Linked DNA regions of Homo sapiens: region 2 is linked to region 1. A link is a loop called in an ENCODE intact Hi-C map of the cell type or tissue named here. Cell type or tissue: gastrocnemius medialis. All regions are shown on one strand. Each heading gives the region's core, and the rest is flanking DNA. Links, peaks and the distances in the headings are about the cores only. Region 1 overlaps MIR1-1HG (MIR1-1 host gene). Region 2 overlaps SLCO4A1 (solute carrier organic anion transporter family member 4A1).

Region 1 (4,372 bases), core at 80-4,079:
AGAGCATTCGCGAGAGGTGCGTCGGCAGTCTCTGTGAAACTGTCGGGCTCACATGGGGAACGTTGCGTCGAAGAATAAACTGCTATCAAGCATGATTAGATTGACCCACAGGACAGATATTTTAGATGCCGCAGCCGGAGTCAATCAAAATGAACATCACTCGAATTGCAAATTTTACCCAAAAAATGCTCTAAAGTAAAAATGAGAGAACCTGAGTGGCCCGAGCCATCTTCAGGGCCAGGGCGTGGCTGGGCAGTGCTGGCCTGAAGGGTTTCTGGGCAGGGATGGCCAGAGGTGGGCGGGGCGGTGCAATGCCGTGAGTCGCTGCCACCTTCGCATGAAGGGTAACCCAGCAACCTGAGGGATTTTGTGCTGACTCAGCCCCGCCGTGCACGTCCGACTGCAGAGGCCTCCCGTGCTCTCTGCAGCCCTGCTCCTGCCTTTGATGCCCCCGGGCAGGATGCTGACCTCGGGGTGGCTGGGCTTGGGCCCCAGCAAGGGAGGCTCTTGGACAGGAGCACAGGGCTTTGTGAGGGGCCCTGGCCTTGCCCACTGTCCTTGGCCAACCAGCAGCCTCTGTCCCTGTGAACTGGAGGCATCGCACCCAGGAAGAGCTGGGCATGGCTTTTGGGAAGGGAAGGCACCCGCAGACAGTATCAGCAGCTCCCAGAGCCTCGTGCTGTCTGCTCCTTCCTGAGGTCCCAGGCCCAGCTGGCCAGAGCTTGGGGCTGGGAGGGCCCTCCCCGGAGGCCCCTGGGTGCCCAGGGAGGACTCTGCCTTTGGGGAGGACTCTGCCTTTAGTGCTCAGAGTCCCCAGCCGGCTCTGACCCCTGGAAGCCCGTCCTGCTGAGTGGGGAGGGGCGGTGACTGCAGCAGAGGAGTGGGGCAGGCTGCTGCCGAGCTGCCGCCTGGGATGCTGCAGAACACCGCAGGAAGCATGCAGGGCTGCGCGTCTCAAGGGCAGGGATCAGAGGGCCACCTCTGGCAGCTCCACCGCTGGCTCCCTTAGATAGAGGGACACAGGGCCGAGGTTCCCACACAGCGGTCACTGCAAAGGCACTGTGAGCTCGACTGATTCACCCAGGTTTCAGAGGCACCACTAAGCCTCAGGCCAGGTCTGCTCCCTGCACCAGGCGGGCTGCCCCATTGGGGTGCAAGTGTGTGATGCTGAAGGACAGAGATGCTGGGGGGGACACTGGGCCTCTCAGGCCTCCTGTGTCTACCCCAGGGAGAGAACATGGGAGAAAGAGCCCTGTTTCAGGAGTGCTGGGTGCAGAGGTCACTGGCTGCTCCCTGGCCAGGAGGTGGTCACCCAGAAGCCTTGGCGGTGGGAGACTGGGGTCCACTCCTCACAGGGTCGAGCGACTCCTTGGCTGGGACTGGAGGCAGGTGTGTGTGTGTGTGTGTGTTTGCATGGGCATGCACGGAGGACGATTTCTGGGATGACTGGGACAATGACCCAGAATATTTTTAACAGCGGCAGGAGAGGGGGTAGAAGGCAGCTGTCCCTGGAACCTGTCCCCGGGGGGCCCCGTGGGGATGTTTTGAGGTTGAAGGACGCCCAGGACAGTTGCACCGTGTGGCGCTTGTTGTCCTGGCAAGCCGATGCCCTCTGTCATGCCCAGATATGGCTCCAGGGCTGCATGTGTCTCCCCAGCTGCCCGCCCGCCCACCACGCCAGTATAAATAGTCCGCGTTCTCAGCTGTCCCATGGAGAGGCTGAACTCGGATGACTCTGCCGGAGCTCTAGGAGTGCCCCCGACCCCGCCCACTGCCTAAGTGCCTGAGGCCAGCAGCTGTAGCGGGACAGAGGCCGGGTGAGGCTCTGGGCTCTTGGGCTCTGCCTCTGTCTCTCCCTCCTCACCTGCCCCCTTGGAGGGTGTCAAGTCCAGGAGGGACCCAGCTACCTTCTGTCGTCCCTTCCCCAGGGCATGGCGGGGACTTTGCCCACTGAGAGTGAAGAGGGACAAGAATCCCCACCCTGGGAGTGGGTGCAGGGAGCTGCTTGGTTCCCTGGCCTCGGGCTCAGGCCTGCAGCAGGCGAGACTGTCGCTGGGGTCCCTGCTGCCCCTCCCTCGGGTACCTCCTCACCTGTCCCGGCCCTCCTCCCACATCAGCTGTAGCAACACACTCCAGAGGCCTTGCAGGCCCGAGCACCAGCTTGCCAGGCCCCTTCCCAGGGGAACTGGCTTTCCCTCCACCCTTAACTCAAGAAGTGACTCTCTAATGGTAGAATTTCAAACACCTCCAAGGCCTGTGGAGCTGATGCCCTTGAGTGTGGGCAGGAAAGGCCCATCCTGTGTTCCTTAGACATGGGGTGCTGCACCCCACCTGAGGACTGATGAGGACATGTCCCGCAATGTCTCTGCACACTGGGTGGCCTCACTGAGCCAGAGGGAGGGCAGGGAACACCGGCAGAATCGAGAGCCCGACACACACTTGTGCGTGGAGCTGGGGCCTTCCTTGGTGTCCCAAGGCCTGCGGTGGCCACATGGATGCCCCTGTCATTTCATCTGTGGCCATCCCTGAGGTCCTGGCTTAGGGATCTGTTTCTGCAGGTGGGCAGGAGCGGTGGGCAGGTGCCCTCCCACCCACAGGAGGGGGCTCCAATCAGACTCTGTGCACCAAATGGCTTTTCCTTATCCTGGGACACGTGGCCGTTCATTTGTCCCCGAGCTGCCAAGCCCTCTCTCTTGACCTCGGGTCTCTCTGATCCTGTTCTCAGCCAACAGCCTTCTTCAAATTAAACCAGCTTTTACCGCGGCCCTATTTTTGAGATCATAAGACACAAAAGTCTATCTTGCCATTTTTGCAAAGAACAGCTAAATAATCATGTGTCCCCTCCCGCCCTGCCTCCCCCCAGCCTGCCCCCTGCTCTGTGGGTCTATTTGAGGCGAAATTTATCTCTAGGAAGGGACCCATCAATTTGCCTTGCTCTTTTGTTGACAAGTTTATTAAAAACCCGGGCAACTCTGTATTAAACTTTTATCAGTGTTGAGAAATAATACATTTCTTTTTTTGAATAGATAGAAAAGTTATGGATTTGGGCTGAGCGGGTCTTGTTCAGCATTTGGCTGAGTCAGCGTTGCTGATGATAAGAAACAAGCCGTTTTGGGGTGCAGGGTTTCCTCTTGCCTTTTAATTAGGGGTCTCTCTGCAGACTGCCCTGTGAGAGCCAGAACCCCAAAGGCTCCTGCAGAAACCCCAACGGGGGCTGCCCACACACACCAGGCTCACTGTAATTCTTTGCTATCTATTTTAATAATTAACCAAAATCTGGAATTAAAATTTAATTCAGTGGTGAATCTGAGTGCTAATAGGTAATGGTGCTGCATGGAGAAATATTAGGTTATTGACATTTAAATTTTAAAAGCTTCATAGCAAGAAACAAAAAAAGCATCCAGATGGGAGTTAGCAATGTCCTCCCCTGGTGGGAGGGGAGGGGCCCCTGTCCTGCCCCACTGTGAGTGCAACTGGGGTTGAGGGGGGAGGAGGGGAGGGGCCCCTGTCCTGCCCCCCGGTGAGTGCCTGAGATTGTGGGGGAGAAGGAGAGGGGCCACCCTTGCCTTCATCTTGGGTCCCTGAGTCTCTGTGGGGGCTTTGGCAGGGGCAGGGCTGTGCTCTGCAGTCTCTGAGGGCAGTGTCTTTGCTGCGGGTGTGACCTGGTGTTGGTTGTCCTTGAGGGGAAGTCGTTTGGTGCCGCATCTTCACCAAGGACGCTGGTTGTAGTGTCCCCTGTGCTGGGGCAAGAGACACCTTCCCCTGGGGGTCCTGTGTGGTTTCTGCCCAAAATGGCCACCGTTCCCCGAGGTCCTGGGTGAGGGCTTTTGGGTGCAGCAGGAGGGACTGTTGGCTTCCACCGCCCTTGAGGGGCAAGTGCCCAGGGACCCCGGGCCAAGCTCAGACCCGGCCATGGCATGACCAAGATTCAGGCCACACGGGGCTGGTGCTTACACATGGTCATTCACACTCCCACATGGAGGACCTGAGGCGCAGAGGGGCTGCAGAAGTCCCCAAGAACCCCTGGCTAGGTGTGTGGCACTCTGTGCCCGGGGTCCCCCTCTGCCCCACCAGATGTCGACCTGGGGACGGCTGCGGCTGCAGGGGAGGGCCCGGCGGTGCGTTTCACACTTGCTCCTACTTCCGCCTTCCAGGGCTGTGGGGCTGCCTCCCCTCTAGGGTCCAGCGCAGGGGCTGGGGCCCTACCAAAGGTAGGAGGGGCTTCCGGGATAAGATGGCAGGCGTGGCTCTGGCCCTCCTGCTCCCCTGTGTCCTCACCCCTCGGGGGTCCGTGGGTGAGGCTGCTGCAGCCGTGAGTCTCAGTGACACTTCCTACCAGGTCTTTATCTACACCACTATTTGCTCCAATTAT
Region 2 (4,372 bases), core at 76-4,075, 89 kb after region 1:
TTGGGTGGCGTGTGTCGTCCAGTCTGCCCCAGGCTCACTTGGGGCCCTTGCATTTGCCACTGGACTCTGCCTTTCGGGAGGCGCTGTGGACCTGAGATTTGGACCCATGGGCCTAGGAGGCCACCTGGGAGGAGAGTGGCCCAGCTGTGCCAGGCAGGTTCCTCATCTGGACAGAACCTGCTCCCTGCAGCCTCTCAAGCTCCCCGAGGGCCCTTCTGGGTCTTGTCTCTCCCACACATTGGGGGTCAGGTTTGAGCCCCTTTGCTGGCGGACCTCTGAGCTGCCCGCCCTTCCCTCCCACCACCCGCCCTGCCTCCTGTGGTGCACAGGGCTCTCCTGGAGGAGGGAGGTCCTGGGCATCCCCTGCCTCCTCACCTTCACCCTCAGGAGTCCCAGAGCCCTGGCTGCTCTGCACAGCAGGCTGGGAAGCAGGCCCTGTGCCCAAGGACTAGCCTGAGAACTGGGGAGGTCCTTTCCTCTTCCCCAGAGGACAAAGAGAGCTGTGAACACCACGGGTCTGTAAAGGGGTCCCCCCACATGCAGGAAAACATGAGTTGTGGCATCACTTACGCCTTCACTCACCAGTAGCCGAGGCACAGCGGGGGTCCTGAGCATGGGCAGGGCAAGCCACTTCCACCCCAGCCATGGAAGGAGGCTGAGGAGGCCAGGGCAGCAGTGGGGACCTGCGGCAGGCAGGGCCTGCAGGGCTCCGGGGCCGGACAGGGTGGATTTCCATTCTGAGTCTGTTTCCCATGAACTCCAGTGCTGACTGGGCCCACTTTGAGTAGGACGCTCAGTGGCTCATTCTCATTCTCATGATGTCTCTGTTATGGGTGGAAACTGAGGCAGAGAGAGGCCCGTGACCTGCGTGGCTTGGAGCCAGCCTCCGTCTTCTTCTCAAACATGCCCTTGAATGGCAGGAGAGTTTTCAGTTCCATGGATGGGATGATGAGTCGGAAGGAAGAGTAAACCTGCACACACCCGTGGCTTCACCCGTCCTCCCCACGCTCCCAGGTTCAGTGGGTGGAGACTGGGTGCAAGCAGGTTGAGGGACAGGTCCTTCTGGGCTGGCCCTGCTGCCGCACCCTGGCTCCCTCTTGCTCAGACAATCCTTCATTGTCGGCCCCATACAAAGCAATGGCTTCCTGCCTGCTCGCCTGTGCGAGGTCACCAGGTATGCAAATTGGGGTGTACCAGGCACAGCTGAGGCCCCCATATGCTGATCCCAGAGTCTGTGCCTCAAGCTAAAGAAGTGAAAGCTCCTTTCATTCATTCATCCAGCTTGAGGAAGAGACCCTGGAGTGAATTTGGAGATAGAGGAGAGAGTCCCAGGTGTCTTGGGGGGCTGGTGTGGCAGGGGAGGCAGCTGAAGATGGTGTGGGGAGCAGGCAGGTGCTCAGGGCGGGGCTGGGTGCAGGGCAGGCATGTGGCTGTGGCTGGCAGCCTCAGAGCCGTCAGGTGCCAGGAGGAGGGACTCGGCTTTGCCAGGCAGTGCCTGGGCTGGAATCTGAAGAGAAAGGAGAACTGAGACCCTATGGTCCTGCCTGGCCTCCAAATTCTGAGTGGGGCCTGGAAGCCGGGACTGGGACATCCCCTAATGTGGAGGGGTGCTACCCACCCAGCCCAGCTCCAGGCCTCCCTGGGGACATTTGCTGGGCCACAGTAGGTCAGCCAGGCCAGGCCCAGGGGCTGGCAAGCTTAAAATAGTTTTCTCAGAGATCCTGCGTCCTTTCCACGCACTGCGCTGAGAGCGCTTTGCAGGGAGCCAGGCTGGGAAGTAAGTGCATGGGGCCTAGGGAAGTAGGTGGGCTTCTAGAAGTGGCACAGGCCGGGCTGTGTCAGCTGCCCACACACGGGGATACAGGCTGGCACCCCAGTTCCCACAGTCTGGGCTGTGCCAGCCACCCGCACGTGGCCACTAGCTCCTCCCAGGTCACTGTCCTGGCTTGAGAGGAGGGGGAGGAAGAGGTCAGCCGGATTCGCCTCTAAAAGACCCTAGCAGAGGAGTCAGGGCCTCCTATCCCGGAGATGCAGCTGACTGACCAGGCCAGCATGAGGAAATCGGAAGAGAACTCTGGCCCCCATGGCCTCCTCCTAAAATAGCGGGCACTGACCCATACACAGGCGCACACGCACGCATACACCCTCCCCAGGCCTGCCCCCAGCCGGAGGCTCCAGGGACACATTATCCCCCGGCTGATCGCCTTGGCCTAATTCACACCCTGGCTGCCAAGGCCTCTGGCAGCAACATCCCCCCTTCCTCCCCTGCGGGGTTGTTGTGGGTTAGAGCAGGGACAGGGCCTGAGGGGGCTAAGCTCCCAGGGAAAGGGCAGCTGGCTCTCTAGATGCACCGGAGGGGCGGGGTGGTTTGCGTTTCTCTCGGGCTGAGAGCCACCTAAGGCTCCGCCTCAGATGTTCTCCCATGGACAGAGGCATCAGGGCAGTGGGGAAAGGATGGGCCGAGAGGTGAGTGGGTGCCCTGGGGCGGGGCAGCCACAGGGGGCCTGAAGTGGCTCACGGGCGGGGCCACCAGTCAGGGCTCCGGGCCTGGGCACATGGGCAGGCTCTGCTTCCAGGGGCTCCTTCCCACCTGCCGGCTGCATGGGAGCCGTGTGGCCGGAGCCCCAGGGGAGACCTTGTCCCTCATTCTGGAGCAGCCGTCAGGAGTACAAGGCCATGGGAGAGGACCCTACTCCATGGAGGTGATGGACCCTCCTCCCGTGATGGGGCAGATTTCAGTAACTGTGTGTGCACAGGAGAGCTCAGCTGGTTCAGGCCTCCAGAAGGTTCCTGGGCAGCGATGGTGGTGGTGTGCTGTCAGAGCCTCCTCCCTAAGCCTGGCTCCCAGGGCCTTGGCTGATGACTGGAATTCACTCCAGGCTCCGGGCCTCTTGTCCCCACCGGCCAGGCGGTTCTGATTCGCAGCCATGGGCAGCTTTTGCACCCAGCTCTCGAGTGACCGCCCCTGGGCTCCTCGTGGGTGCGACAGTGTCCTGGGAGTCCCTGAAGCCCAGGTTTCCCACATAGCAGGCGTTAGGAAGTCGGTACCAAAGTATGGAAGGACTGGCTTGTATTAGTCTGAGTTATCCAGAGAAACACAACCAACAGGATAGGTGGAAAGAGATTTATCCTGAAGACCTGGCTCAAGCACTTATGGAAGGGGCAAGTCCCGAGACCTGTCGTTGGCAAGCTGGAGGCCCAGGAGAGCTGATGGTTTCGGTCCAGTCTGAGTCTGAAGGCCCAAGAACCAGAGAAATGCTGCTGCAGGTTCCAGCCTGAAGGCTGAAGACCCAAGAAGAGCTGGCATTTCAGTCCAAGCCCAAAGGCAGGAAAAGACCGAGGTCCCAGCTGCAGCTGTCACAGGAGGAGGCCCTCTCACTCAGCCTTTGGATCTATGTAGGCCCCCAACTGATTGGACGAGGCCCACCACCCTGGGGAGGGCCACCCTTCACATGCTAATCTCACCTGGAAACACCCACAGCACACCCAGAACGATGCTTGGCTAAATGTCTAGGCACCCAAGGCCCACTCAGGTTGACACATGAAATTCGCTATCACAGTGCTCTTGGCCCTGACCCTGAGACCATCGCACATAGCGTCAGAGGCTGTAGAGTGGGCCCTGCAGAGGCCAGGAAGCAGATGCCCTGGTGTTAGATGCAGTCAGGGTGTTCAGATGAGGATGACAGTGGACTCGACCTGGGATGCTGACAGGAGCCAGGGTGGCCTGGGGGCTGGCCGCTGGCCTGTCCTTCACAGGGGGTGCAGTCTCCTGCACCCCATGGCTGTCCCATCCCTGCCCCGGGTCTCCCACCCCCTCCTCTGCCACGTGGCTGCCACTGCCCGGCCTTCCACAACTGCCTTTCAGCCTCACCCCATCTGCAGACTCCTCATTTGCAGCACCGGGGTTCACCTGCATCTGGCCTCATCAGCAGGTGCAGTCTTATCTGCGTATAAACCAGCCCACCCCATGCAGCCAGCTTGGGATGAGAGGACGGTCATGGGGTCCCCGTGGCCCTTGGAGGGAGGCCTTTGGAAGAGGCAGGTCCTTTGAATTTGGTCTGGGGTCAAGGCTGCCTGCAGCTCCCTCCCCAGCTCCGTAGTGGGGGCTGTATCCATGCATCAGAAGAAGCTGCTGCCTTTTCCGGGGGAAGCTGAGGGTGTGGATCGGAAGAAGCCGCTGCCTTTTCCAGGGGAAGCTGAGGGTGTGGCTCTGGGATGAGGATGAGGCTCCATCCTTCACTGTTACAGGGACCAGCTTGGGAAGCTGACGCACCTTTTTGTCAAAACCAATTCCAAGTGGAAAGAAACTATAGGCAGGTGTGCATGTGTACACACACCTACACAGACGTGCACACACAGGATGCCAGAAAGA

Evidence for each region. Hi-C counts contacts between places; a loop is a spot of excess contacts. Peaks named below come from ENCODE experiments on the same cell type or tissue, not always from the same donor. Only the 100,000 strongest peaks of a DNase experiment are listed, where the experiment ranks them.
Region 2: a loop joins it to region 1, with 2.6 times the contacts of the local background. A loop is called at or near these places in 1 of 110 quality-filtered maps.

Annotation. Positions count from the first base shown.
Region 1 is chr20:62,557,273-62,561,644 of GRCh38, forward strand. All of the region lies in intron 2 of MIR1-1HG (MIR1-1 host gene), which reads left to right. Among named protein-coding and RNA genes, the nearest start is that of MIR1-1, 5.2 kb to the left of the region's middle. RefSeq lists enhancers at 1-319, 1,190-2,061, 3,850-4,367, 4,368-4,372. In gastrocnemius medialis, for the core only: no CTCF peak of the experiment used is centred there; DNase peaks (open chromatin) are centred at 331 and 1,679; H3K27ac peaks cover 4,000 bases.
Region 2 is chr20:62,645,908-62,650,279 of GRCh38, forward strand. All of the region lies in intron 1 of SLCO4A1 (solute carrier organic anion transporter family member 4A1), which reads left to right. SLCO4A1-AS2 (SLCO4A1 antisense RNA 2) reads right to left here. Exons shown (of 2, transcript NR_183965.1): 2 at 3,054-4,372. Among named protein-coding and RNA genes, the nearest start is that of SLCO4A1-AS2, 4.1 kb to the right of the region's middle. RefSeq lists an enhancer at 2,234-2,807. In gastrocnemius medialis, for the core only: CTCF peaks have their summits at 2,210 and 2,490; DNase peaks (open chromatin) are centred at 1,444 and 2,214; H3K4me3 peaks cover 526 bases; H3K27ac peaks cover 4,000 bases.